Linked DNA regions of Homo sapiens: region 1 is linked to region 2. Evidence: chromatin loops called from intact Hi-C (ENCODE). Cell type or tissue: lower leg skin. All regions are shown on one strand. Links, peaks and the distances in the headings refer to the core of each region. The heading gives the core; the rest is flanking DNA.

Region 1 (12,276 bases), core at 2,941-10,940, 970 kb before region 2:
GGGCTCCGACAGATTTGATAGGACCACGGCTGATGGCCGGCAGGGCTCCCATGACGCTGATGTGCCGGTATTTTCACCCAGTGGAGCGGCTCCCCCTCACGAGGACAGAGCGGGAAGCCCCAGGTCAGGCCTCATTAGAAAGGGCTCAGGAGCCAACTGAGTGTAGGCCAAGGAGAGCCTCTGTGGGCCGACGTGCCCACCTCCATCGTCAGCCAGGGCCTGTCCATGGCACCAGTCCCCTGCCAGCCTCCTGATGCTCTCCAGGCGGGCAGGGGCCTTTCGGGCCAGGGGAAGAAAGTGACACCCGCCCTTCTGTGCCTGGCTTTGGGTCACCTGTCCCCGTTCCAGGGCAGCGTGGCACAGGTCTGAGGGCTCTGCTGGTCACTCAGCCCCTGAGGCAGCCCCGCCAGCCCAGGCCCGAGCACCTCTTCCCTCCAGGCTGGGCACAGCCAGTCCCCACCTCCCACCTTCTGCCTCCGCCAGTCCCGGGACATGGAGTCACACCTTGGAGGAGATTCACACTGTGTCATCAGCTGGCGCGCAGGTGACTCCGGAGCGCGGATCGTGCCAATCGGCCCAGGGAGGCTCCGCGCCGTCACCATCTCTCCCCACGCCCTCCGCCCATCCCTGTCCACCCCCTGACCCACACACCCTCGGCTCTAACCCGGGATTTCGGGTTTTGCTGCCATTTAGAAATGACATTCTTACTTGTTGAATTCTAAAATGGAAGCAACACAGCTGTCTAGTAAATCAAATTTAGTGAATAAACGAGCCGTTCTTGTTTAGTATTGTCTTTAGGTCTTATTTCTCATGTCTCCTTTCATTAGAGGTTTTCATTGTAATCTCTTCGGCTCAACAAAGACAACCAAATCTGCCCTGTTAATTTTGTAATTGAGGTCTATGCAAACATATTGCCATAGCCATGGAAAATGTTTACTCTTTTTCAGCTGAACACACAGTACATTTTTAGTTGAATAAGATCCAACTGAAAGGCATAAATCAAGCGTTTAAAAATAGAAAGAGGATCGCAAAGCCTAGTATGTCAATATGCTCGTCAAGTGTTAATGCAGAAAGGCAGAGTTAGGCGGCCCCGGGCGCTGGAAACTGCGTTTGACCTCCTCCCTGCCCCTCTGCGTCTACAGTTCAGTTCTCACAGAGGCCTCTGGCGGGAGGAGCCACCATTTAGAATACAGATGGCCAAAGGAAACACCATTTTTAAATAGTTACTTTAAAAAAATCCTTTCAGATGAAAAAATCTGCTATGGTTGATCTTTCTGGTGTTGGTGAAAGGAAAGAGAAATCTCCGTGTGGGGAGGCCCTGGGCAGCGTTCAGGGACCGAGCCCTGTGGAGCGGAAAGGCTCGAGACTGGACCTATCTTGCAAAAACAAGGCTCCTGTTAGCAGAATCGAAGTCCATTGAGGAGCTGGAAGAAGACAGGTCCCTTCTCTAAAGCACTGTGATTAGCTCAAGCTCGTTGGATTTGCACTTTTGGAGAAGATGTGTTCAGTGAGGGCTGTGGAAGGCTAGGCAGGCTGGACGCCCGGCTAGAGGCCAAGCCTGCAGACGGCAGAAAGGCGAATGCACCTTCCAGATGGCCGCCTTTCCTGAAGAACTGCCTGGGGTTGCATTTGTGGAAGCCAGCCATCCTTCATCAACAAAGCAACAAATATCGATTGTTCAATTTACACATTTTCATTTTCATAATTTTATTTGTACACATTTGAACACCCTGAGGTTTGTAAACATTTAGTAACTTATCCAAAGGTCACAGGACTATCCACGCTTCAAATCCGGGCCCCTGTCCTGGACTTGCAGGGGTGCAGGATGAAGAAACCCCAGCCTGCTGTGAGGGACCTGAGGCTGCTGGGAGAGCTGAGAAGTGTGTGCGGTTGCAATGACGAAGCGTGCACGGTGGCTGGGAGAGCTGGGAGGTGTGTGCGGTTGTGATGATGAAGTGTGCACGGTGGCTGGGAGAGCTGGGAGGTGTGTGCGGTTGTGATGATGAAGTGTGCACGGTGGCTGGGAGAGCTGGGAGGTGTGTGCGGTTGTGATGATGAAGTGTGCACGGTGGCTGGGAGAGCTGGGAGGTGTGTGCGGTTGTGATGATGAAGTGTGCACGGTGGCTGGGAGAGCTGGGAGGTGTGTGCGGTTGTGATGATGAAGTGTGCACGGTGGCTGGGAGAGCTGGGAGGTGTGTGCGGTTGTGATGAAGTGTGCACGGTGGCTGGGAGAGCTGGGAGGTGTGTGCGGTTGTGATGATGAAGTGTGCACGGTCGCTGGGAGAGCTGGGAGGTGTGTGCAGTTGCGATGACGATGTGTGCACAGTGACGGCACTGCAAAATGTGACGGAGGCTCCGAGCAGGGGTTCCTAGGGGCCGGAGGCTGGGTCTACCCTGGTTGGGGCTGGCCCGGTGGAAGGAACGAGAAAGACAGTCTCAGGAACAGTGACGTGTGGAGATGGGAGGATGAGACACGCCCCCAGTACTGAAGGAGACCCTGGTGGTGGCAAAGGCGGGTTGGGACAGAATGTGGGAGGCTTTGAACATCAAGACACGAGTCTGGACTCATTTATAGTCAGTATTTTTTTATGAGTTAAACAAAAAGACGTGTGGCATTTTGGGGTCTGGACACTTTTAAATCAATGACTCCTAAGTGTTTACAAAGCAGGAAACAAGGTTTGAACCATGAGCTTCAGGAGCAGGACGGGCTCCTGGAGCCTGAAAGGAGCCCAGTCTCCCTCTCTGTGGGCGGCCGGATGCTCCTGACTTGGGTCAAGAGGGAGAGTCGTTCTCCTGGTCTCTATGCCGGGCTGTGACCACTGCCTGTCATTCAAGATGACCCTTTCGGGGTGTTGAGGACTGAGGCAGCTCTGGAATGTCACCCTACCTGTAACCTAACCTGCCCAGCTTCATGGGTGCTGGGAGGAGATATGGGGCTCTGAGGTCAGGGAGGGAGGACAGCTTGTTACAGCAGTGACAGTGGCTGTGAACCCGCAGGACCCCATGTCTACTCAGCCCCGTGAAGGGACCAGTGCTGCCGCACACACCATGAGTCAGGGTCATAGGAGAGCACCCCTGAGTCTTCTGCCACAGAGGAAGGCACTGCCTTTGCCTTCCAGGGCTGTATTTGCTTTCAGGCGTCCTTGAACAGGTAGGCCTGAACAAAGGGGAGGCCAGTGTCTCGCTACATGGGGTGTATGGAAAATGTGCCACCCGCAGAGAATTGCCTTCCAGTGGTGAATCGGTGGCAGCTGGCAGACCCAGCTGAGCTGTGCTGTGGGTAAGCCAGTGGTGGGAGAGGCCTCGCCCCTGGAAGCATGGTGCCCATGTGTTGCCGCCACGTCCCTGGGGTCTCTGGGCTGGAGTTCCAAAGTCGTCTTCATCATGAAGAAGCACATCCAGGCTATGGGCAGAACTGTCTTGAAGCCGTCCAGCTGTTTAAATTCTACATTCTGTGGGGCATGCACGGGGTTGGCTTATTCAACCTTCCTTCCATTCTCCCTGTGGTTGGAGAAGACAGAGAACAAAACAACTCATTTCCAAGATGCTTGGCAGCTGGGCAGAGTCCACCAACGAGAGGCACCCAAAGGCAATCCAAAAGACAGGCGGAAGAGGAGCGCATCTTGTTGCCATTGTGCCATGTTTGCTGGAAAGCACCGTTGTTGAGATGTGAGTATTTCTGCGTGATGTCCGTTCTTCAAACCCCAGACGCAGTTGGATGGCAGCGGATGGCAGCCGTGACCCCGCGGGCTCCCGGCTTCTGCTCCTGGTCCCCAGCTGGCTCAGGTGAATCCATGGTCAATGGCAGCCCCAGGAATGGCGGCCCCCATGATGGGTGGGCTTTACATTGTCCTGCAAGTAGTTTCTGGGAGCCACAGCCAAGTGAGAACTTGCTTCAACTTTCCAGTCACTTTCAGAGACACCAGCATTACCTCCTTTCCTGCTGAAGACACCTGGAGTGGCTTCCCTTCTCTGCCTCAAACCCTGACTGGTTCACATTCTTAGTTCATACCTTACTGTTGTTTACAAATCACCTGCAAACTCTTGGCCACAGTGCAGCGGGGGCGGGGCTGAGCACTCTGCTCCTAGGGTGTGGCCATCGTGGCTGAGCACTCTGCTCCCAGGGGGCGGTCAGGCAGGGGTCCGGGATGGAGAGAGGGCGGCCCCATTAGGGGCGATGAGATGCTCTCGAATCTGATTTGATCATCCCCACTCCTGCTCCTCAGCCCCCTGGAGCCGCATGTCTCCTTCAAGGCTGCTGTGATGTGGATTTTCACCTGGCGTCCATGGATAGCCACGTCCAGTGGGGAGGGGTGTGGGAGCAGGAGAGCCCCTCGGGGGCCCCACCCTCCTCCTGCGCACGTTGCTGCTGCTGGAATGGCAGGACACAAGCTGCTCCAGACTCAGTGAGCCCTCATTAGTGAGCTTTCTTCATGGGCTCAGGAAGATCTACGGCCCTTTGTCTACTTTTGAATAACAAGTTATCCCAAATGCAATGGCTTAAAGCACACATTATGGCACAGTTTATGGGGTCGGGAATCCAGGGCCTGTAGCTGGGCACCTCCTGCCCAGGGCTTCTCCTGAGGACAGCAAGCTGTGGCCAGGCCCAGGTCTCATCAGAAGGCTCAGCAGGAGAAGGATCCACTTCCACAGTGGGCTCCCACTGACTGTGGCCAGGTTCCTTGTCACCTGGGCTTTCCAGAGGGAAGCCATGGCCTGACAGCTGCCTGCCTTGGAGTACATAAGAGAGAGAGAAAGCATGAGAGGCCCTGAAATGGAAGCCACAGTTGTTTTGTGGCCTGAGGTTGGAAGCAATATTCCATCATGTTTCCATATTCCACGAGTTCAGTCCGTGCTCAAGGGGAGAGGATTACCGGGGAAGTAGATCCCAGGGGAAGGGGTGGCTGGGCTCATTTACGGCTGCCGACCACCCTGGACTTTGGGAAACAACGCAGCCCGTGTCTGGGTTTGCGGCATGGAGACTGCTGCGCGGTCACCAGGGCGGTTTGGATGGGTGGAGGCGGCAGACGGGACTGACCTGCCCCTGGAGGCTGTGGTGGAGTTACTGGCTGGAGTGGGGGCCCAGTGTGTCTGCGGGGAGGGAAGGCAGGGTGGCTGGGGAGTGCTGGAGTAGGGTCCCAGGGGCTGTGTGTCTGCGGGGAGGGGAGGCAGGGTGGCTGGGGAGTGCTGGCCATGGGCCTTGGGGGTGTCCGGGGAGTGCTGGTCATTGGGGAGTGCTGGACATGGGCCTTGGGTGTGGCCTTGAGCCCGGCCCCTGCAGAGGCGGTGCTCCCTGTGCTGGGCACTGCATGGGGCTGAAATGTCTTCCTGTGGCCACTGGATTCCTTGGACCAGCAGAACAAGCCTGGCCCTCGTGGCAGCTGCAGTTGCTTGTGCACACACACCCTGTGGGTCCTTTGCTGTCTCAGTACATGAGAAACACCCTGGACTCCCCCGTTTCTCGTTGGACGTAACTCTCAGTCCCAGCTGACTGCTGTTCTCCTTAACTCACAGCAGCCCCTCCTGGGACCAGCTCAGAGGTGCCTGGGAGAGGCAGTGCGGCTTCTAGACACCCTTCTTTGTAATCCAGCCACACGGGTTGTATTGGCCACGGAAGCCCCATCCACCGCTGAGGACTGGGCTTCCTGGGCTCGCTGCGGAGCCTCCCCCATCTGCCCCAGACACACCTGCCTCCTGCATGGTGGCCACTCTTGTCGGACTCTGTGCCTGTCCCCACATTTATTCTGTTAAACTTTTCTTTGCAGTACTCAGCCTGTTGTGCTGGGTCACTGTTCAGCTGATTAAAAATGGCAGCTTCCCTCAAAAGCAAATGTTATTGTAGCCCTTGGGTGTCAGAAAAGAGCAGGCAAACCCAACCTAAAGGCTCCTGGGCTTTCTGCAATTGTCCCCGTCGGCGTTCAGTAGGAACACGCATGGAGTGTGGGAGAACTGGATCGTGCAGGTGGGAGTTAAAGGCAAGAGGGGATCCAGGAACGCCGGGAAGCTGCTGCCTGGAGGGGGTGGGATGCTGGCAGGGGCTGAGCCTCCCCAGGACACAGCACCTTCGTCACTCTGACCACTGGGCCCCCTGCCCCACCTCTGACCACTGGACCTGAGTGGGGTGTGTCTCCATTCTGTGCCCATTGGCTCCTCCCTACTCCTCGCCAAGGGAGAGACCAGCCCCTCCCATCACAGGCTCCTTGGAGGGCTGGAATCCAGCTCAGCTTAGTTCAGCAAAAGACCATGAACCCTACTGTGTCCAGGTACAGGATCGAGGTGAGTCTAAACAGAACAGACCCCAGCGTTGAGACAGTGACAGTGAGCCTCTGTGAACACCTGCGGGTCCCCAGCCCAGCTTCTCACTGTGAAATCTTGAGGGGCAGCGGGAAAGTAGGGGCCGACCTTGCTCCAAGTCCCTAACAGGGAGCCCGCTTCCCTGAGGGTGAAGGCAGAGGGGCTCAGCTTGTGCGGGACCAGGGCGGGGAGAGCCCGGGGAGGGAGGGCGGGCGTGGCGGGCAGGGCACGGGGAGCGGACCTTGAGCGGCCGCCTGCCGCCCCCTCCATGGGGGGTGCAAGGGGTGGAAGCTGTGAGTGTGGACACGAGTGAAGCGGACGCAGGCAGGGCAGCCTCAGGCTCCTCGAAGGGGGCTTTCTGGTCAGAGTGGGAGGGGTCTGACATCTGTGGTTCTGTGGTCGCACAGCCTTTACCCAGTATTGAAAAGTAATGTTGCCTCGTGGGGAAACGGAAATGGCCAGCAAGGGTGGGTTCACCTCAGTCCTCCTCACCCGTTCACCTCAGTCTCCGCACCCCCATCCTGCTCTGTTCACCTCAGTCTCCTCACCCCCACCCTGCTCTGTTGTTCCCCTCGGTCTTTGAGACAGGACCAAACGCAGAGGCGGCGCTGGTGCAGCAGGGTCAAGGGGCAGCCTGGGCACCAGCCTCTCAGCCTCCCGGCTAGTCAGCCCCGAGCCGGTCCCAATCTGTCGGTGCTTCCTTGGGTCCTTCTCCAACCAGCGTCCTTTTCAGCAGCAACAGGGAGGCTGCAGAGGCTTCCGGGCTGTGGCAGGCTTGACCAACAGAGCCAGGGGCCAGAGTTGCGAGCGATCATAGCCACTGTCACTGAGAGGGCTTTCTGGGTCGCAGCCGCTGTCGCTGAGGAGGCTTTCTAGATTGTGGCCTCTGTCGCTGAGCGGGCTTTCTAGATGACAGCTGCTGTTGCCGAGGGAGCTTTCTAGATCATAGACACTGTTGCTGAGCGGGCTGTCTGGGTTGTAGCCACTGTCGCCAAATGGGCTGTCTAGATTGTAGTGTCTGTCGCCGAGCAGGCTTTCTAGGTGGTAGCCTCTGTCGCTGAGCGAGCTTTCTAGATTGTAGCCTCTGTCACCGAGGGGGCTTTCTGGATTGCAGCCTCTGTTGCCGAGCGGACTTTCTAGGCTCAGTCACAGGCCACATGCTCTGCGTTCGCTGCCTCCTCTGCTTCTGCCCGCTTCTCCAGGGCTCACCCATCCTGCAGATGAGGGGCCGAGGGCTCAGAGGGAAGGGCCCGCGTACGCTGGGTGCATCGCTGTGTACACAGATCCCGTGGTGAGGCACGGTCCCAGACCCCCGCTTGACCCCAAACCCCAGTCTTTACCCCCACCCAAAACCCCCAAGCCCCATGTCTCCCAAGCCCTTTCACAGTCTGCTCTGCCCACCGCCCCCACTCTCATGGCCTCTGGTGCAGCCACAGGGCCTTGGTAATGGGGGACTGTTGGGGGGCTATCTTTTCGGGGTCTCCTCTGTGGCCCCATCTGCCGGGGAGGAAAGGTCACGGGGGCCTGTGTGGGGCAAGGCAGCATGAAGGGCTTTGCTGTGGGGTCATGGGTCTGGGATGGGCTCTCGGCCACCCTGCGGCCTCCTGTCAGGTGTGCACAGCTGAGCCTGAACTTCCCGGACGAAGGAGGCTGCTATTCCCGGACCCGCCATAGAGAGGCAGTGCAGGACAGGGCTTGAGGTCCCGGCCCAGGCGCTGCAGCTTCTGGGCTCAGCCTGGGCTCTGTCCACTGACAGATCCTGGCTTCTCCGCCAATCCCCCTGTGTTTAGCGGGGTGAGGATGGGAGGGTGAGGTGATGGTCAATCCTCATGTCAACCTGGCTGGGCCATGGCACCCAGATATCTGGACAGACGCCCCTGGGACGCGGCTGTGAACAACTTTTTCTATGAAATTAATGTTAATTCAGGGGACTTTGAGAAAAGTCGTCTGGCTGTGGTGTGGGTGGGCCTCATCCACTCTGCGGAACGTCTTAAGAAAAAGACTGGGGTCCCCACAGAAGAGGGAATCCTGCCTGCAGAGAGCTCTGCACTTGAACGGCAGTGTCGACTCTCTCAGGTTCCCGACCAGTTCCTGAAAATCTCCCCCTCTGTGTGATGTGTGTGTGCGTGTGTGGGTGGTCCCACAGCTTCTGTCTCCTGGAGCCCCTCACCACTGCAGGCGTGGGGCTGCCCTTGGGGCTGGAGGGTGCGTGATGACCACAGGGTGGCGGTCGTGTGTCCTCACTGCCTGGTGCCGTCGCCTTCGGGTGGATGAGACGTGTGGCTCTGGGTCAGCCCCCAGAAGTGGCGGAGGGGTCCGTTGTTCTTATTATTAACTACCTCCTTCACTTCCTCAGACCTACTGTTTTCGACGTCTAAGTCAGCCCTCACCACCACCCCACGAGCTGAAAGATCTTGCCCCTGACTTTGAGACTTGAACCCTGGAACTCCCTTCCTGGAGCCTGCGTTGCCTGGGACAGGGGTGGCCAGGGTGAAATTGGCAGCACCTGGTTGCTCACTCCCGGCCAGCCCTGCCTGCTCCACCCAGCCCCGGGGACGGATTCCTGGTGTTTCGGGGCTGTCTGCCGGCCATCTGCTTGGTAGGGCCGTCGGAATCACCTTTTACAAAGCTCTTCTATCAGTGATTCAGGATCAAGGAGTAAGAGTGCTTTCTGGGTTGAAAAACATCGTGTGGGATCTTTAGCTGGAAAACATTTTATTACAAATATTTTTCAAGTCTATGTGGCCTCTTAAAAAGTCCCATCTTTTTAACACAGTGTTTCCCGGGCCAGCCACGTTTAGCCTTCTAAAGCTTCGTATGCAGCCTCTTACCTAGGAAACGATGCAGCTGTTCAGTCTTTTGCAAGGAGCAAGCCTTTGGTCTAAGAAGCAGCTTCGGGGGTGGAGGAGGTGGTGCTGCTGGGAGACCCGCCCCGGGCACACGTGGAGGTGGGGCTCATGGGAGAGGTGGGGCCTGCAGAGACCCGTCCTGAGGTTTGTGCTCCCAGAGCTGCGCGGGGCAGCGTGGGAGTCACCAGTCACACAGATCGTTTACATTTAAACTCATCCAGATAAAATGAAGAGTTCAGTTCTGCAGTCGCACCTACTGGAAGTGCTCAGGAGCCCACCGTGGTCCCCGTGCAGGGAGGGACTGCAGGGCGGGCTTCTCCTCCTGCTGAGAAAGCTCCCGTGGGTGCAGCTCCCACCTAGGTTTGTAAATAAAGCTTCCTGGGACACAGCCAAGCCCGTGGTTCATGGATCCCCTCTGCTGGCTTTTTTTTTTTTTTTTTGAGATAGAGTCTTCCTCTGTCACCCAGGCTGGAGTGCAGTGGCGTGATCTCAGCTCATTGCAACCTCGGCCTCCCAGGCTCCAGTGGTTCTCCTGCCTCAGCCTCCCGAGTAGCTGGGATTACAGGTTCCCGCCACCACGCCTGGCTAATTTTTTTTTAAAAAATATTTTTAATAGAGACAGGGTTTCACCATGTTGGCCAGGCTGGTCTTGAACTCCTGGCCTCAGGTGAACCACCGCACCCGGCCTCTAGTGCTTTTGTGCTATAATCCGGAGGTTGAGTTGCCACAGGGACCAGAGAGCCTGTGAAGCCTCAAATGCTTTTCATCCCGCCCTTGATGGAGAATCTTTGCCGACCTCTGCCCTCAAGCACAGCTGTGAAATCCAGCTGGGTCTGCCTGCACGGCAGTGTGGCTGCATCACACCTGAGGCCCACTGTAGGTGGTTATGTGGGGCGCTGGGGTGCTGGCCTTGCCATGTTGTGAGTGGCAGGTCTGGGCTGTGCTACGGCAGTGCACACGGTAGGGCTTCTGTGCACAGCAGCAAAGGCGCCAGTCGTGGAGAGCACAACGGGTGGGGGGGTTCGGGCAGGGAGCGGCCTCGGCACAGATGACCTCAAGTGTGCCTGAACGTGCATGTTTCCCATGGGGTGTGTCCAGCCAGCGTGTGAGCAGCGTCTCCTTGGGCAGAGGTGCGTCAGGCCATGGGACTGCCTGGGACCATTTCCTTTGGCTGGGGCACAAGGAGACGGAGGACCATGCCAGAGCAGAAACCATCCCAATGCCCAAGGAAAAGGACCACAGGCTGTTTTCAGAGAGACCAGGAATAGCAGAGGCCTCCTGGCCCACGGTCCTCAGGGGAAAGAGGCCATGCTTTCCAATGGAAATCAGGTTCATCTCTGGAGAGCTGTGTCTAGAAAGCGCAGTTCACCAAACAGCATAAACTCCAGAAAAGGGAAACTCACACTTGGAATAAAGGTGAGGAGGGCGCCAAACATCGATAGCAGAAGTCCTTGGAGCCAAAGCCACGCAAGGACGCTGGCACTGGGGCGTGGGGCTTGGGCCTGCGCGGTTTTGGAAGGGTCTGTTCCAGCCGCCGAGGACTTGGGCTCAGCTGATTCAGCAGTGAAGACACAGGCAAGTTGGGGACGGGGGGGGTCGTGGCGGTCCGTCCCTCTTCTCTGTAGGAAAGCCGCAGACAGTGGCTGGATCCTCTATGGCTCTTGCTGTGTAGACACTACTCAAAAGTAGCATCTTCTGAAAGGTGGTGAAACTCCTGGAGTTGGTTTAACAGCAGACGGGCGTGTGCTTTTGTGAATAAACGAATGGGGGCCAGGCGCGGCGGCTCACACCTGTAACCCCAGCACTTTGGGAGGCCGAGGTGGGTGGATCACCTGAGGTCAGGAGTTTGAGACCAGCCTGGCCAACATGGGGAAACCTGGTCTCTACTAAAAATACAAAAATCAGCCGGGCGTGGTGATGCGTGCCTGTAATCCCAGCTACCTGGGAGGCTGAGGCAGGAGAATCGCTCTAACCTGGGAGGCGAAGGTTGCAGTGAGCCGAGATCGTGCCCCTGCACTCCAGCCTGGGTGACAGAGCAAGACTCCATCTCAAAAAAAAAAAAAAAAAAAAAGAATGGTGGAATGGTGTCCTGACACGTATTCAGTTAAAATCTCAGGGAGGGCAAGCAGATGCCCTGTCTGCAGTCATTTGTCTCTGAGCACGGCATCTCGACGCTCCCTGTAAGTGACTGTCTCAACTGTGCACTGTTCCAGGTTCTCCTGCTGCTTGTCTGTGGTCACTGCAGGGCTGGGGGAAGCTTTGGGTCCCTTGGCCTCTGAACTGTGGTTCTCAGAGGACCCAGGGTTGGAATCTGTTCATCTGGACACAGCTGTTGGCACATAGGGACAGAGGCAACCTCCTCTGGAATCAGAGTGAGGAACTGGGAGGATCTTGGGCAAAAGGCCAGCTGCACCACCGTGGGTCAGCACTTCGTCATGGTTTATGTTTTGGAAATCTAAGAGTCTGGGGTGTGGCTCTCAATCTTGTTCAGGCACCAGTTTACCCCAGATCACCAGAGGTGACCAGGCCCTGATGCAAGATGGGGAGAGAGGGTTTGTGAATTTAACAACAGACCAGCTGGTTGAGAAACTCAAACTGCAGAAGGAACTATACGTAGTTCACTAATAGGTGACTTACGCTATAAATGTGCAAGAGATGTTCCAGATAACATACAAGTGTAACTTGATTCTAGTGTGAAGTTCCAATTCCTCCTCATTGATAGAGCCCTTAGTCAGCAAATCTTTCTCTCTCTCTCTGTCTCTCTCTCTCTCTCTCTCACACACACACACACACACACACACTCACTGTGGATGTATCGAGTAGTGTCTTTCTGCAAAGCACTTTGTCAAGGTGGTTTGGGGACCAGCCTTGCCCTGGTCCTGACCCTGCTACCTGTGTTCTTCCATTACCCTGGTCTTGTTGTTCCTGGTGCACGTGCTCTTAGCCATTGATGATATTGGTGATAGAATGCAATTCTCAGAGCCCTCTCAGTCTGTCTGCAACAAATTAACATTCAATCCTAAAACTGTACAGAGTTTGGGAAGTGGCTGGGTGTTGCCGTTGGTGTTAGGCTCTTGGTTGGTCCTGCCCTGACTCACAGGAGGTGGCACGGCTGCCACCTCTAGTTTCTGGA
Region 2 (12,276 bases), core at 2,805-10,804:
CCAGCCCCAGTGCCACAGGAAACACAAAGCATTACAGATTTCTGATTGTTTAAAATCTTGTACATTTTCTGTAACATTTGATTGACACAAAAAGAATGACTAACGTGGCCAGGCACGGTGGCTCACATCTGCAATCCCAGCACTTTGGGAGGCTGAGGCGGGTGGATCACTTGAGGTCAGGAGTTCAAGACCAGCCCGGCCAACATGGTGAAACCCCATCTTTACTAAAAATATAAAAATTAGCCGGGCATGGTGGCAGGCACCTGTAATGTCAGCTACTTGGGAGGCTGAGGCAGGAGAACTGCTTGAACCCGGGAGGCAAAAGGTTGCAGTCAGCCAAGATCGCACCACTGCACTCCAGCCTGGGCAACAAGAGCGAAACTCTTCTCAGAAAAAAAAAAAAAAAAATTACTAACTGCCTAACTGCAGGAGATTTTAGAAAGCGTATTTCAAGTTTTTAGAAATGAAGTCCCAGTTTATAATAAGCATTTTACAGAACTCAAATTTCCACACAGCTAAACAAAAGGAAAAATGCAAAATAGTTTCTCATGGAAGCACTCAAGTCGTGCTGATCTGGGCACAGAAAGTCAAGGTTTGAAATATGCAAAGATTTAATTATGACATGAGGTAACTGACATCCTGGGAGAGGTCCTTTGGAAAGTTTCTCTCTTCAGCTGTAATTGCTTTGGGCTGGTATAAAATGGCTGCCCTGGAAAGTGTTCATAAAATAGAACCCATAGCTACTCACTCCCACCGAGACAGATTCTAATTTGTTTCCAAGCCTGCACCTGAAACTCCGTGCAGACACAGCTTCAAAAGCAACCTGAGAACGTTGCTACCAACAGTCACCATCTCTATTTCCAGACACCACTCGGGGATGCTGAAGCGTAATCCTAAATGATGATGTGACTTCATATTTTAATAACTGGCCATCATGTTTACTCTGGTTCCTCCTGGGGTTTCAGCACCAGCAATGTCCCCAGTGGGTGTTTGCTCAGCTGGGAAGGGCCTCCAGATCTGCCTTACAATGAGCCAAGCCGGCCCTCTCCTGCGACCGTGTTTACAGACTCTATCACTCATCCCCACCTAGCTGGCCAGCGCCCACCCTCACCACATGCGCATGTTCCCCGGCAGCTGGGCAACGGGGGCCGTCTGTGAGTGAAGCCAGCTCCTTTCACACCCACTTAGACACACTCCTAGAAAATGGGCCCAACGTGAACAGCTGTGCTTGGCTGGGGCTGTTGTAGGTAATCACGTTCTTCATGTACTTTCTTCACTCACAGTCCCTGTGAACCTCATCCCAGGAGAGCCCCCCCAGAAGACTTTCCTACATCCACTTCCTGCCGTCTGGGCTTCTCTCCCTGGCGGTCCCATTCTAATCCAAAGGTACTTTCAGAGAATGCTTTCTCCTCCTGGTTGAGTCTCATAAACCAGGCTGCAAAAGGCCGAGGAAGGAATGGGGAGCCAGAAGAAGGAGGGGGCAAAATACCAGAAAGGTGCCCACAGGATGGGAGAAGGATGCTGTGCTGCCGGACAGGGCAGCAGGATGGACACCGCCCGGAATGGCCACCACCGTCATCGTCTTCACTTCTGACGACAAGCACCAACTGCCCCTGCTGACATGTTATTACATCATTTTGTGCAAATCCTCTAAAAGTGATGCATCTGAGTAATCTCTTTACCAAACACAAGTCAGTCCCCTCCTTTTCTCATGGTGCAGGCTCTGCCCACACTAGCCTGTTGGTTTGGAAGGAGAAGAGCAGAGGTGCTCCTGCCCTTCGAAAGGAGTTGGGGGGCCTCCTAGGAGGCTTCTCAGATGTCAGCCCCTGCGATGAGGTTTTGCTGCTGTTTCACAGACAGGGGTCTGGTCTCCTGATGGGAGCACCGGACCTCAGAAGCTCCAAACTGGGCACGTGTGGCTCACCCTGCCCACCCAGGGTACCCCTAGCATCTCCCTGAGCCTCATGTGCTACCGCGTGTGCAGGGTAAGGGACACACATGGGGACATGGGGACACGGCGCCCTGGCCTGCAGGTCTGTAGCCACCCTTCCTAGTTCCCGTCTCCACCAGGCTTCTCCGCACCATGAGCAATTTCTTCAAATGCCAGCAGATTCTCCCTTCAGCTAGACACAATTCCCCTCTAACCCCGTCACTTATGTTTTGATTGAAGTCGTGTTTCTAGTTGCTGGAAGCTCTGCCTGGTTCTTCTTCAAAGCTTCCCGTACCTTCTTCCCAGTGGTTTTCATGGACCTCTGTTTCAGTTTCCTCTTGGGAAGATTTGGGTCTTGTTGCCTCTCTCTGGGCTCTGTTACGTGACGATCCTGCATCCTCCTCCTATTTGACGCACCTGACAAGAGTTCCCCTCAGCGCTGAAAATGGGCAATCTCTGCGTCAGGACATGGAAGACTTGGCAGAACATTTTAGAAGCCACTGGTTTACCCAGCACTTCTGGAATTTCTCAGAAATGAAGAGAACCGGCACGCCAGCTTCCTCAGCAAATTCTGGGTGAGTTGGTTCCTCTTGGGCTTCACATCTGGGGAGGATGAGCTCCTCTTCAGCAGGATTCGATCTGCGGGAAACCTGTGAGGTGCGGCCTCCAGGCATGTCTAGGGCCTGCGTCTGCAGGGCCTCAGAGGGGGATGCCCCGTCCTGGGACGGCCTGGGTGACTTCTCTTCGGGGGGTCCGCAGGCTGTGCTGGCAGCACGGTCCAGCCAGGGCAGGAGCGGAGCTGGGGCTGGAATCCAAACGCCACCATCCTCTCCTGCGGTCCAGCCTCCTGGCCACCAAGCACCAGTGCAGAGATGATTTCTAGAATGTGCTTTTACCAAGAATGGAACTTTTAGCAAGGACCCTGGCTTTATGGTGGGGGGGAAGTGACATTGCTTTCAATATTCCACTTGTTTATTTGGGGAGGACCAAAACACAGGTCTCTGGGTGACTGAGACCATGAGACCCACAATGCCGCCTGCCCCACCCTGGCTGCCAAAATACCACTTATTTATAGACCACTCCGATTTTCATTTTCTTCTTCGTCTCAGAGCCCTTGGAGATTTTTCCTACTTTCTTGCGAATTGAACTACCCATTTAAAATGTCTGCTGCATTTTGTGCAATATTTCTCCTTGTTTAGTAAGGGGTTTGGGGCTCTCTAATACATCACATGGTCAAATACAGAGGTTCCCAGCTACACAGTTGCTAAAATCCTTTCACATTCCCAAGTCTAGGGTTCCTCACATTTCTCCTCCAACAGCTTAGCTGGAATATAACTCACATACCATTAATTCTCTCATTAAAAGTGTACAATTTAATGGTTTTTAAATATATTCACAGGTACGTGCAACCTTCACCACAGTGCATTTTCGAACATTTCCATCACCACAAAGAGGAATTCTGTGCCTTCAGCTGTCACCCTCTAGCCCCCTTCTGCCCTTGCCCTCAGGTTCAAAGCCATCACTAATCTGTCTTATAGATTTTTGTCCCTATGGATTTTTCCATTCTGGATTTTTTTTTTTTTTTTTTTTGAGACAGAGTCTTGCTCGTCACACAGGCTACAGTGCAGTGGCACAATCTCGGCTCACTGCAACCTCCACCTCCCGGGTTCAAGTGATTCTCCTGCCTCAACCTTCTGAGTAGCTGGGATTTACAGGCACACACCACCATGCCCGGCTAATTTTTATATTTTTAGTAGAGACAAGGTTTCGCCATGTTGGCCAGCCTGGTCTCAAACTCCTGACCTGAAGTGATCTGCCTGCCTCAGCCTCCTAAGGTGTTGGGATTACAGGCATGAGCCACCATGCCCGGCCTGGAAATTCTATAGAAACAGAATCATATACTAGGTAGTGATTTGTGACTCACATCTTTCACTTACTATATAACGTTTTCAAGCTTCCTCCATGCAGCCTGTACCAGCACTTTATTCCTTTTTGAGGCCAAATAGCGTTCCACCACGTGGATACAGCACAGTTGTCTACCCATCCTCAGGGGGCGGACACTCAGGTTGTTCTCGTCTTTCGGCAACTGAGTGATGTGGCTGTGAACATTTATGCACGCGTTGATGTGTGGACGTGCATTTTTATTTCTCTTGAGTTTCCATTTCACATGTGCCTAGGGACGGACTTGCTGGTCCTATGGTAACTCCATGTTGAATCATTTGAAGAACGGCCACTTAGTTCTATGTGATTTTAGTCTATTTCCATTTACTTTTTATAAAAAACAAAAAAACCTGTATGTAGAATTTGCTAAATTTTTCTCATTGTACACCATTATCCCTGCCTTTAAAAAATACTGACAAGTATATCACTACTGTAAAAAAAAATACGCACATAGAAAAAAGTCTTAAAAGATGGCCCACAAAAGCAGTTATCACCAGGAAAAATGAATTTTTATTTTTGTGTTTTACCTCATATGTGTAGTCTAAATTTTTAATAATGAAAATAAATAACATTTGTCGTAAGGAAATAAATTAAGAATGGAGAAGATAACTTTCCAGAAAATGACAGGCAAGTGAGGTTTTGTTTTGTTTCAGGTTTTGTTTTTTTAATCAGAATCTAAAATAAATCCTTCTGCAAGACAATTCGAATGGTGCACACAGAGCCTCCCTCTCTGAAATGGAAGTGGTCTCAGTTAGTTGGGAATTGCAACCCAGCCTGAGGCCTAAGAGACATACACACTCCCATGGAACCAAAAATGGGCAATCTCTATGTCAGGAAATAGAATACGAGAGAAATTTCTAGAAGCAGCTGGTTTTTCCAACACTTCCTGAACTCTTCAAAGATGAAGACAGCTAGCACATCAGCTTCCTGGTGAATCGTGCTCTGAAATGTCAGTCAGTCTTCCTGCCCTTTGGCTCACCCTGGCAGGTGGATGTCCAGCTTCTCCCATGGCCCCTTTCTAGGGAATGTGGTCCCATTGGCCAGGTGTGTCAGGTGCTTGAGCCCAGAGCCTGGCTGTCACCCCACCCCAGCCACCCCAGGAGAAACCTGTGAACCTCAAGCCCAGACCCCAGCAAGTCTCTCACAGTCAGGGCTGGAAAAAAAGATCCTATGTATGAGTCCATGCTCACACTGCTGTAAAGAAACACCTGAGACTGGGTCACTGAAAAGAGGTTCAGTTGGCTCTTGGTTCCACAGGGCGTACAGGAGGCATGGTTGGGGAGGCCTCAAGAAACTTTCAATCATGGCGGGAGGCGAAGGGGAAGCTGGCAGGTCCTACGTGGCCGGAGCAAGAGGAATAGAGTGAAGGGGGAGGTGCGGTACACTTTTAAACAACCAGATCTCCTGAGAACTCACTCACTATCACCAGAACAGCAAGGGTGAAATCTGGCCCCAGGATCCCATCACCTCCCACCAGGTCCTGCCCCCAACACCGGAATCACAGCTCTGAGATTTGGGAGGGGACACGGAGCCAAACCACATGACCCAGGAGCAGGAGTCCCAGACTCAACAACCCCGGAAGGGAAGATTGCTTCTTATCTTAGAGGAATGCCCCACCACCACCACCGAACGGAAGAAAAGAAAGCATCCATCTGGGTTTTAATGTAACTTTAGGAAAAAATAGCAGAGGTACAACGATTTTCTTTCCCCCAAAATAACAAAAAAACAAAAAACACTCTGAAAATCTGAAATAGTAAAGCAAGAGGCAGGAGGAACGAGCATTGGAATTTTTTTGGTGTGGTTATATTATCCCTAAAATAACCCTCCAGTTCCAGGACTATTTCAGGGTTTGACTTGGCCTTCGAATTAGGCAGTTAGTTTTCTTATTTCAGGGAGATGAGTCAGGGTGTCACTAAGCCTCCCTTCTTTGTGAAGCTAATCTGATGCCTGGGAGAGGCCTCCTAGGTGAGCAGGCCCCTGGCACCAGGAAGCGGCCATGCTCCTGGAATTCCTGTCCATAGCCCTGGCTGCTGGGCCACCATGCCCAGGCCTGCCAGCAGCATCCGTGCCTTCTCACGCTCTGCAAAGGTGAATGCCACCTGATAGCCACTGGGCCAGGTGCGGGGGCCTCAGGAAAGGCCTTGGCAGTCCCACCTTCTCTCTGTGTCCACATTCCGTGAAGCCTTGGTTCAAGGCTCTCCACTTCCTGGCGAATCTGCTCTTTATTCATGTAAAGATACCCCAGTCAGTTCATGTTCACACAAGCAGATTCATCTGTCCACTAAGACAGGGGCCCACCAAACCCCCAGCCAGCTCATCATCACCCAAGCAATTCATCTGTCCACTAAGACAAGGGCCCTCCAAGCCCGTGGGAGGCCTACAGGGCTGGCTCGGCCCTTTCTTAGCTCCTGTCCCTCCTCACTCTTCTGCAGAGCTCACCATGACTTCTTGCTCTTACAGCTCAGATAGTATCTGTTTAAACTTCAAAATATTGATGGCAGAGGCATTACTGCTGCCATTCTAGAGATACAGGAGCAAGATGGACGATCAGGACACTTCCCAGGGTGATCCAGGAATCACGAGTGTGGCTGGGACTTAAGTGCAGCTCTACCTAAAGCCTGCACATCCAGTCACCTCGCCGCCCTCCCAGCCCCCAGCAGGACAGCTAGGCCCACCCTGGGCCACTCTCAGCCCAGAGCTTCTGGAATCAGTATCAACCCAGTAAATAAGATGACAACACGTTAATGGAATCAGTGCCACCCACACGCTTCTGCTGGAACAAGTGGAAAAGAGGCGTGAAACTGTTTCATGAGCAATAAATACAATCCAGAGATGGTCCCTATTTCTAAGGTAAAGTGGCAAAGCATGGGAATTATAGGGATTGCACCCGGGGCCCTCTGCTACCTCCGTCAGCACCATCCCTCCCCTGTCTCCTGGGGTCCTCTCCAGCCTATGGAGAGTCACCCCGACAGCATCCCTGGTGTGGACGCGATGTGGCTCTGCAGTTATATTAACAAATGTTGGCTGGGAGTGGTGGCTCACACCTGTAATCCCAGCACTTTGAGATGCTGAGGCGGGCGGATCACAAGGTCAGGAGTTCGAGACCAGCCTGACCAACATGGTGAAACCCTGTCTCTATTAAAAATACAAAAATTAGCTGGGCGTGGTGGCGCACGTCTGAGTAGCCTCCAGCTACTCAGGAGGCTGAGGCAGGAAAATCACTTGAACCCGGGAGGCGGAGGTTGCAGTGAGCTGAGATCGCACCACTGTACTCCAGCCTGTGCAACAGAGCGAGACTCCGTGTCAAAAAAATAAATTAAAATAAATAAAAATGTCATCGCCCTCAGGCAGAACCACGCTGAACAAAGCCCTGTAAAGCCTCCCCTGTTCCTGCAACAAATCCTGCACAGATGGAGCCCGAGGTGTTGCCGGAAGCAGAGGAACCTGAGTGCTGAGACCCCAGCGTGGGGCCCCTCCCCGGTCCCTCAGCAGCAGCTCCGCGTCCCACGCCTGCACTGCAGTGGCCTCCTGCACAAGCGAGGGTGCCAGCAGAGTTGGGATTGCAAGGCAGGCAAGTTGGGGGAGCTTTCAGAGTCAGGCCTCCCCAAGGAGCCTGGGGACCAGAGCTGCCCATATCAGCACACAGGACCACAGCCTTCTCCGGCACCTCAGCCAAGCCTCAAATCCTAGACAGGACTCCCTTCTCTGGATCCACCTGCCCAGCAGCACATTTATTTTAAGAGGGATTTTACTGACATCTGGTGGCAAGACAAGAAACCTCACTCTTTAGAAATACCAGATCCAGGGATTTAATCAGCCTCCATCAGAGACCATGAGCTCTAGAATAAAAAGGAAGCCAAGAGAAGAAATGCAGGGTTCCAGGACACTCACAGCTCCCGCCTCCCTAACAGGCACCAAGAAAGTGGGTGAAGCCGGAACTCGCTTGTATCCCCTGGCACCTGCGTCCCAGTCCGGCAGCAACGTCGCTTCCATCCACAACAACGAACACCTTTAGAAAACTCCCCAGCTTGGGACAGTGACTCCCTGGAGCCTTGTTCCCGAGCACTCGGGGTTTCCTGACCCCTCACTGGGGCTGCAGCTTCCCTCTGGCGGAGGGGGACCTCGACACTCCCCGAATTGGCCCCTGTCCCATAGCAGGAGGTCTCCTACCAGCCCCACATCAAAGTTGCAGGGAACAAGCACAGGTGACCTTGTGGTCCAAGCGTGAATGGATAGAGCCTTGTTTCACCCCACGACAACATTAAGGTGCAAACACTGGTGTGATTATAAGACATTTTCATGCACCCGTAGCTTATCAATGAAACACTTTAAAAACATGACCAGGCCTCAGTACCAAGTGCAAATCTACACTCACTAATCAGAACCTCCCCCTAAAAAAGACTAGGTCTTGTCTGGACAAAAGGGTAAAAAGTTGGACTTCTAGGCCGGGCGTGGTGGCTCACGCCTGTAATCCCAGTACTTTGGGAGGCCAAGGCAGATGGATCACTTGAGGTCAGAAGTTTAAGACGAGCTTGGCCGACATTGTGAAACCCCATCTCTACTAAAAGTACAAAAAAAATTAGCCAGGCATGGTGGTGGGTGCCCCTAATCCCAGCTACTCTGGAGGCCGAGGCAGGAAAATCAATTACTTGAACCTGGGAGGTGGAGGTTGCCGTGAGCCGAGACTGCACCACCGCCCTCCAACCTGGGCAACAGAGCAAGACTCTGCCTCAAAAAAAAAAAAAAAAAAAAAAAGTTGGACTTCCAGTCCAAAGTGAAGGACTTACTTTTCATTGACAAATGGGACAATACAAAGAGTATGCAGTCTGAACACAGCCATTCACACCCACTTAGACACACTCCTAGAAAATGGGCCCAATGTGAACAGCTGTGCTTGGCTGGGGCTGTTGTAGGTAATCACGTTCTTCATGTACTTTCTACATGTGTACTTTTTCCAGGTTGGCACAGCCCCCTGGCCTCCGCTTCATGCCTGCCTGGCCCCGTCTCATTGCAGCAGGCAGAAGTCCTGGTGGAAAGCCCCTGCTCTCAGTCCCTGCCCTGCCCGCACACGGCCTGCAGTGGGCTCAGCACTGGAAGCTCCTTTGGGTTCCCAAAGTGACTGGAAGCCCTGCAGCAGTGAGTCCTGCCTGATTCTCCCCACGTCCCTCAGGTCTGCCCAGTCTGCAGACAAAGGGCAGTTTGACCTGTTCCACGTCTGCCGCTGCCCATCCAGTGACTGTGCAGGGCTGTGCCAAGTCTGCACCCCCACGTGCACAGCACGTACACAGACATCGGCACCTGCACTCTTGGGGGCAGGAAAGGCATCTCCATGCAAACTGCTCATGGGAAAACACCTGCCTGTCCCCAGCCCTGCTTCCTGACCAGATGCTGATCCAGATGAGCCAGGCCTCCTTCCTGCCCACCCCAAGACTCACCCCCAACCCTGGACCTTCCCTACCCAACAGTCTCTTCCCAGAATGCCATGGGCCACCTTTCAGGAGCTCATTCTCTGCAGGGAGGATCGCTAGAAAATAAATGCATCGTCACAGGTCTCCTGGATGAGCCTTAGACCAGGGTCTGCATCCCAGCTCCTGCGAGACCTAATGTTGGAGTGGGACAGTGGGAACCCACAAAGCCAACAGCCCTAGGAATGCCTCCCTTCCCATTCCCGACAGCGAGACACACAGGAGCAGATGGAAGATTGTTTGCCAACCTCCTTGCAAAGTGTAGCAGGTACAAGTATCAGAGCCGCAGTACCTGAAATCGGTGGGATGCCTTGATTTTCTTTCTCCGTAACTGAAAAGTCACATATTCCACTGACCCGCATTTGCACAAATAGCACGAAACTTCATCTCACCCATCAAAGGTCACTTGGTCCTCTCCAGACTTCAAGGTGGTCGCTGGAACGCATCTCCTTCTCCCAGGAGGCTATCCAGGCTTCAGAATCTTCCACGTTGTCCTTCCAGTTGTCTACAGCCAGTCCTGAGCTGGCCTGGGTCTTCCACTGGCGTTTGCCCCGGGATGCCCCTCACCCTTGCTGACAGCCCTCACCCCATCCCCGCCTGAGGCCGGTGGTCCGTGCCTATGCCCCTTAGCCCATCTCAGAATCCTTGGTTCTCTGTGGCCCATGCGGCTCTTCCACAACCCCCTTGGGGCTCCAGAATCCTGTGTGTCAAGGCAGGTCAGCAGCTGCCCTGGGGCCTTCTTTGGTCACCATCCTTCACTGCCCCTCCAGGGCTGGGCCACTGTAGGCTTCTCGGTGAGGCTGCACCCACCCCAGGAGACCGGACCCTTCTCTGCAGCCCTGAGCCCTTACCCAGGGCCTCCATGGGCTTACTACACCTGGGCTCGGGCCAATCCCCTCCTGTCACCTTTCTCCTTCCAGGCCCTCTTTGATCTTTGGTGCAGCCAGAGAGTCACCAAGGATTCCCTAAGCTGTAGTCAGGGTGTGATTCTGTCCTGGACCCTCATTCTCTGACCTTCCGCAGGCAAAGCCACGTCCGTAGAATTCTTTCCAAATCTTTTCTCTCTCAAACTCTGGCTTTTGAAAATCAGATGTTTTTAGATATCAGTCTTTAGATACTGCCTGTGCAATAGCATTTAATGACCACAGTTTAAAATTTAACAGTGAACAGTGATCTCTTTGCTGTGAGCTAGACTCACCTGAGAATCACGTAGACTGGGATGAGGAAATGGAGGCACCCTGAGAGCAAATCGCAAAGAAGTGCCTGTGCTCAGGGGCCCACGAGGGCTCTGCCGCTGCACTTGCATGGTCCCGAGGGTAAACGCCTCTAACCTGTGCGCACCACGCACCTCCCTCACCTTATGCTGTGCCAGCCGTGCCCCTAGGGCCAAATGCCTGTGACTGGAGGAATGGAGTCTCCAGGGAGCAAAGCAAGAATGACTGGGGTGTGGGGCACGCCAGGTGGCATCTGAGGAGCAGACTCTGCTGCCAGAGGCTTCCAGCACCCCAGGGACATCGTACCCATGTAGAGACAGGGTCTGGAACATGCAGAGATGCATAGATACGTAGACATGGATCTGACACGCATGTGGATCTATAGATGCAGAGACAGGCCAGGACCTGGTCCGTGTACACGCGGTATTGATTCATGTGCGCCCCACACTCCCCTCTGAACTCCTCACTGTGATTTGGGGTGAGGGGGAGGGAAGTGATTGGCCAGTGCACCCTAGCAGGCACATGCGTCCTCTGCTCCAGTCAGCACAGATACTGGGGCGGGGGGGGGCTTCACCCACTTCTGGACAAACCATGGCATCCAACACTGACTGATGTCCGCACCAGGCTTCTCTGGGTAGACTGGAAGCGTTGCGGTTTGGGGACAGTGAGGGAGGTGATGACAAGCTTCTGCCATCATTCTCAGGGGACACCTCATCTGAGCCACAGAACCCAGAAAATGACTGCAGGGATTCACCTTTCAATCCCCCCAGGGATGGTGCATTACAAGCACCATGACAGGTGCTCAGGAGAGAGGCAGATTCTGGCCCCATGTGGATGGAGTGGGCGCTTAGGGCCCCTGTTGGGAACACCTGTTTGGGCGCCTTCTGGAAGCCTAGGAGTGACCCAGGAAGAAATCCCACCTACTTCATCCCGAAGGAAGTGCCACGAACGGGGACTTTCACAGACCCCATGGGTATTGAGAGATCACATTTGCAGATCCAAACCTCCAGTTCTGTAAAATTTAGTAGAGTTTTTGTTTCAGCAATTTTTTTTGCCATAGAAACCATAAAAATTCAAAAGTCATTTTTCAAATATTTCAGATGACAGAGTTCACATACTCTTAAGAGAAGTATATTTATTATTTTATATGTGACCTTCGATGAAAGGACAAGAAAACTTGCTTTGGAGTGAGTGAAGGGTGGGGGATTAGCCGCATGTGTGAGGAGATATGTATATTTTCTCACCAAAGATGTGAAATTAAACTTCTCCTAAACTGTAAAAAGGGACTGAAGAAAAGGCAGGAGAGTCAAATCTGGGTGTTCCAGCTGGAGTCAAACAGGTGGACGGACACAGGCTCTTGGCCAGGAGCCATGGTTCAAGGCTCACGGTGCGGGGTTGTGTTCAATCCACCAGGCCCTGTCCTGACCTTGGGCAAGTTGCTTCCCCTCTCTGAGTCCTGCTTCCCTGACTGTAAAAATGAGATCAGCCCCCATTGCTCCACTGTTGCTTGTCTCAAGCACTGAGACGGACAGGCAGTCTGTGCTTTGCACGGGGGCCAGCACGAGTGGGCCTTAAATAAACGGACACTACGCCGCCGGCAGCACGCTATGATGGGCAGGAAGCGTGCTGGCTGCAAGGGCAGAGGCTGTGACGGGCAGGAAGCATGCTGGCTGCAAGGGTGGAGGCAACGTCTCCATGGATTCCCAAACGTCACCGAAGCAGGCCC

The links. Peaks named below come from ENCODE experiments on the same cell type or tissue, not always from the same donor. Only the 100,000 strongest peaks of a DNase experiment are listed, where the experiment ranks them.
Region 1: it touches region 2 in a loop (7-fold over the local background); 88 of 110 quality-filtered maps call a loop at or near these places.

Annotation. Positions count from the first base shown.
Region 1 is chr13:112,439,860-112,452,135 of GRCh38, reverse strand. The region is part of intron 2 of LOC105370372 (a long non-coding RNA gene); the gene reads left to right. Among named protein-coding and RNA genes, the nearest start is that of SPACA7, 70 kb to the right of the region's middle. In lower leg skin, for the core only: a CTCF peak has its summit at 7,904; DNase peaks (open chromatin) are centred at 3,210, 4,315, 7,975, 8,723 and 4 weaker places.
Region 2 is chr13:111,469,983-111,482,258 of GRCh38, reverse strand. No RefSeq gene overlaps it. Among named protein-coding and RNA genes, the nearest start is that of LINC02337, 120 kb to the left of the region's middle. RefSeq lists an enhancer at 6,893-7,393. In lower leg skin, for the core only: no CTCF peak of the experiment used is centred there; DNase peaks (open chromatin) are centred at 7,378, 7,889 and 9,947.